2 separate regions of the Homo sapiens genome follow, and region 2 is linked to region 1. The links are chromatin loops, found by intact Hi-C in ENCODE. Cell type or tissue: heart left ventricle. All regions are shown on one strand.

What was found. Hi-C counts contacts between places; a loop is a spot of excess contacts. Peaks named below come from ENCODE experiments on the same cell type or tissue, not always from the same donor. Only the 100,000 strongest peaks of a DNase experiment are listed, where the experiment ranks them.
Region 2: it touches region 1 in a loop (6-fold over the local background); 1 of 110 quality-filtered maps calls a loop at or near these places.

What each region holds. Positions count from the first base shown.
Region 1 is chr9:131,950,594-131,953,093 of GRCh38, reverse strand. The region is part of intron 3 of MED27 (mediator complex subunit 27); the gene reads left to right. Among named protein-coding and RNA genes, the nearest start is that of MED27, 130 kb to the left of the region's middle. In heart left ventricle, no CTCF peak of the experiment used is centred here; a DNase peak (open chromatin) is centred at 965; H3K27ac peaks cover 779 bases.
Region 2 is chr9:131,888,655-131,891,154 of GRCh38, reverse strand. All of the region lies in intron 5 of MED27 (mediator complex subunit 27), which reads left to right. Among named protein-coding and RNA genes, the nearest start is that of RAPGEF1, 150 kb to the right of the region's middle. RefSeq lists an enhancer at 1,244-1,775. In heart left ventricle, no CTCF peak of the experiment used is centred here; a DNase peak (open chromatin) is centred at 1,249; H3K27ac peaks cover 2,281 bases.

The sequences.
Region 1 (2,500 bases):
GCGCATGTAAATTTTGTTTCATTACTAATCTAGAATACTTATATCACTGTTACCTTCAGTTGGTTTAAATATTCTTCAATTTACCATGTTTCTTACTCTAGCAGGGTTGGTTTTAATGTCATGTGTTTTATTTAGGAAGAACTTTTTGTTCTGAGAAGAAATTGTCTAAGGGAACGATTTCCAGATTGAGGAGACTTTAATAAAGGGACTGTTTCCAAAGGTGTGGGCAGGGTATAAGGAACCCATAAGGGACTAGGGCAGTACCTGGGCTAGTGCCCATGGGCGGAGCTGTTACTATCCTTCCCCCAGGGGTAAGAGGAGGGCATACTTACTGCAGCCCAGAGTGAGAGAGAGAGCTGCGTGGAGAGGGATCCTGACAGAGCTATGATGAGGGTTGTAGCCAGTTCCTGGGGAATTTGTAGGCAGGATAAATACCCTGACCTCACTGCTTTTCCACCTTCCACATCTCCCTTTGGCCAAACTCAGCCAGAGGGCAAAGGAGCCCATGGATGCAGTCCACGTGGGTCAGCTTTTTGGGGCACAGACCACTGTGGAGAGGGTGGGTCTGGAGAGGGTGAAGGCTCTGGTCATTTCCCACCCAATGCTCTTTACATAAGGTAGTGGGGCAGGGGGTGGAGAAACAGTGAACATGAAACATAGCTGCTGCTGCCCCCCTGCCGCCAGGAACAAGGTCTGTGATGTCATTGGTCATGGGTGACTTCTGCTTCCCCCCAGTCCATGTCCCTGTTATCCTCTGCTGCTGGTGCCTCTGCTGAATAGTGGAATGAACCAGACCTTTCCTGCTGTAGGATTGGAGAAATTGGTGTTTTGCTGTTACTGAGTTGTCACAGCTAGCCCTCAAGGACAAGGACCCTTGGCCTCGTGCTTCTCCTGCCCTCTGAGTCTCCGGCCAGTGCCTAGTATTGGTCAGAACACAGCTGGAAGCCAGAGAGGAAAAAGGCTTGTTGATGTAATCTGTGTGTAGGCCAGCCTCCTGGGGCACAGTGCGGGATGGCAGAGGGACAAACGAAAGCTCTCCAGCATAGTCCCTGTTCTAGAAGCCAGATCCATTTACTCCAGCTCACTTCCTGACTAGGTCATTTCAGGATCATGCCAAATATGAACAGTCTGTCCACTCTCTCGTTGGCCTTCTTAGAAAAATAATGAAAAGAACTGTGCTTACTAACTGAAATGCATTGATGTAGTAAAATGAACCAGAAACCTGAAAGAACATCCCTGCTTTTAAAGCTCATGCTTCGAGGTGTTTTCATGACTGCAATTAACTTTTTGAGGCTTTGTATTTCTGTAGACACAAACAGAAGTTCCTAACCTTTTTGTGCAGAAAAAGACAATGTTTGTACACATAAAAGGAACAGCTAATACCATTATTTGCCTATTTTGTGTTAAGTGCTTTATGTGCTGTGTTCACTCCTTTACTTCTCATAATGATTATGTGAAGAGGATAGTGATGCTACCTTATTTCACAGATAAGGATGCCAAAGCTTAGAGAGGTTAAAGTAACTTGTCCAAGATGAGGGCACTGTGAGAACTTGAGCATCTAGGTCCCTGTGATTCCTAAGCCCCAGCTTCAGACTCTGTTGTGCTGAATAGAGTTGTAAGGAGTCCACGTGCAAGATTCATTTATCAGTTGTCTGTTGAGAGCCTGCTGTGTGCTGGACAGTGTGCTGGGGGCTGATGGCAGGGAGAAATATGGCCTGTGCCTTCCCCCTGTGGAGTTCTCAGTCTAGTGGGCAAGGTAAACAAATAAACAGTCATTCCCCCACATGTGTGAGATAGACTGTGATGTGTACTATGAAGGACAGGGCAAGGATACCGTGATTGATGACACTTGTCTGGTGTGCATTTGAGGGCCTTGGAGAAGGCTTCTCTACTGAAGGTTCTGTTCAGTAGACACCCGAAAGCAATTCACTTAAGAGGTTGGGGGATGAGTCCTGAGGTGGGAAAATCTGGAGCTCCAGCCGAGGCACCTCGCCCAGGAAGGTCTGTTTTTGTGTGAGTTACTTTCCGTTTGTCATCATCTCAGTCCTGCTTTATAACCCAGCTGCCCTACAGTAATGCCCTCAGTAAAGGGGAGAGGAAGGGCACAACTTCACTGTGTCTGTTCACTTTGTTGGATGACATTTTGTGATTAAGAAATTTTTACTACTTGTAGAAGAAACAATTACAGAACAAAGTTGTGTTTACTCTGGGATCTTTATTTCTCTTTGATTCAGTCTACTTAAATCAGTCCCGTTCACCACATGTTTATTGAGTATGCATTATGTGCAGGATTATTGCAGGAATTAAAGACGTGAGCCTCAGACTCTCCCCTCAAGGAGTTGATTGTCTGATGAATGACTATCAAACTTACTGTCATACAAATAGCGTGTTTGTCCCAGGAGGGGTTCTGCGGTTTCCTCAGATGTGTTGACTGTTTCTGACTCTGAGTGTGCATTTGCTTTAATGTATGGTTATGACTAGAACAAGTCGTTCAGTGATT
Region 2 (2,500 bases), 62 kb after region 1:
TTTACAGTGGCTGAATGCCATCTTCCTTCCCATCCTGTCTCCATTTTCCCAAGAGCCTCTTTGCTTATGAACATGGGCTCTAGAGATGGCCGACCTGGGTTTGCCTCTCCTTACAGCACAGAGTTATCATCATTATCCATACACCCATAGAATTCAGAACAATCTTTTCCTAGTACTAGAATTGGTGCATCATGATTATTTACATGTCCATCTTGCAATTAATAAAAATACTAACAATACTAACATACGTTGGTCAGGCAGGCACTGCACAAAGCGAACTTTGCCCACGGTGGCTGTCGAATCCTCCTCACAGCATCATGAGACAGGTGCTGCTCTTAGACTCATCTTACACATGGAGAAACTGAGACCTAGAATGGTAACGTTGCCCACAGCCACACAGGGCTGGATCTCAATCCTGCATCTACCAGGAGCTCCTCAAGGGCACAGGCTCCATCGTGTGACTGTCTGTCTGTAGGGTGCACTTCTGTGCCAGGAGCACGGTAGGAGCCCAGTCCTGTCTGGGAGGAGATGATGAAAAAGCCTACTTGGGATATGAAAATGCTTAAGCTGGAATGGAAAGTGGAGAATCAAAAATGAGAAATGGGGACTAAAAGGAGCGGCAGTAATTGAAGTTGTAAATAAGTCAGAGGATAAAGGAGACACACGAGTAAAGGGAGACCTCAGGCCCTCCTGATGAGAGATTAGCCCGGCCTCTCTCTTTCTCCGAAGGAAAATGGCTGTACATTTGGGACCCTGGTTGACATCAGAAATGTGGTTGGACAGGAAGCCTTGCGTCCCCCTTTACAACTGTATGCGTTGGCCCAAGCAGTGCTTAAGCAGGGACCCTAAAAGTGGAAATTGCAAGACCGAGAGAACCAGGCCTCTTTGTTATTTTAAGGACACACTGACCACATTTGGCAGAGAAGCTCTCAAATGACTGTTCCACTCAGAATCTCATCCTAGCCAATTTGATTAGCCCCTTTTTTTCAGAGCACTTCACAAATGATAAAAATAAACCATGCAGACATTATTAGTGCTCTATTTTGAGTACTCTGTGTGTGTGTACTTTATTTATATACAATCTAGGCATTAGTGCAATTAATGTGTTGAATTGTCTGGCACATCCCAAATGAAATGTGGCGTCTGGAAGGAGCCCTTGGGGCCTGACATGTGTTCTACAAGAGCACGTTGTTGCTGGAGACGTCGCTGCTCCCGGGACGCAGCCTGCGTTTGCTGAGTTGGTGCCTAGGTGGCTGCAGGGGGGTGTTTTGCTGCAGTCTCCTGGAGCACAGCCACAGAGGCCCTGGGTGTGGCTCAGGAAGCCTCCTATGGGCTTAACTTCTGCCTCTGCGGTTGTCTCTGTCCTCCAAGCCCAAAGCAACCAGCACATTCGAAAGTTTCATTATCCTTCTTGCTGCTGTAGTGGCCCAGCACCACCCCTAATTTCCAGACCTTGCAGGTTTTTTCCCCATCAGAATCCAGCCCAGCAAGGCTATCACTTTGCACTTTGCACTTTGCTCTAACAACCACCGCCATGACCCTAGCATCCTGTCTCTTTACCTGCAATGCATATTTTTGATACCAAGGACCAATAGCCTGATTCCTCTAATAAAATAAAAATGCTTTTCAGACTTACCAACCACTTATTCATTGTACTCAGGGAGTAGCAAGAGCCACGACTCAGCATGTTAAAAGGCAGGATTGAAGATGAATACCTGGCCATTGTCCTGATTTTATACCAGTCAGACTTAACTGAAAAAAAAATGTGTCTCGTTCGAATTTAACTTTTTGGGGGATTTAGGTTATGTTAATGCTATAGCTTCATTAATTACCCCATATCAATAAAAAAGGCAGCTTTTAGCCTCCGAGCATAAGAGAGGAAAAGAAATGGTGGTATCAAAGGAAACCTTCAAAGACAGCCAGAGCTGTCTCCAGGGTAATTTCTGATCCCTGCATTCTTCCCACTTCAAAGTTGGCTGTGTGTGTGCATGTGGGTCGAGGGGGTGGGGAGCTGAATCTGATTTCTCTAATAAGTGTTGGCATCAGCCCTGTTTGATATCAGATGCAGGGAACATTTTGATTTGTTATAGCCTTTGAAATTGTTCAGATGACCTTCAGAAAAATGGCCTCTTGTTACTTCTAGGGGGAAGGGTGAAAGCCAGGGAAAGGGGAATCCAGTTTAATTCATATGCAGAGGATTCCCTGAAATTGTGCTTTCAGCAGTTTTTTAGTAACAAATGCATGTCCTGATTGAAAGTGAAAAGTTGAAGAATAATAGACCTGTAACACTGTGTTCTTGGGTGAGGCTCTTGTTCACTCTTATTCTCTGGGGAGGGTCAGCAGATTTGAGAGGGTGACCACATAGAAGTTTATGGTTTGGAAAATGTGGGTAACAACATGGAGAGATCCGTCACCATAGCTGGTTTGCAGCATTCTACCCAAACTGATAGGCCTATCACCTGTTCACCTTGCAAGACGAAGCTACTAAATAGAGGTTCTA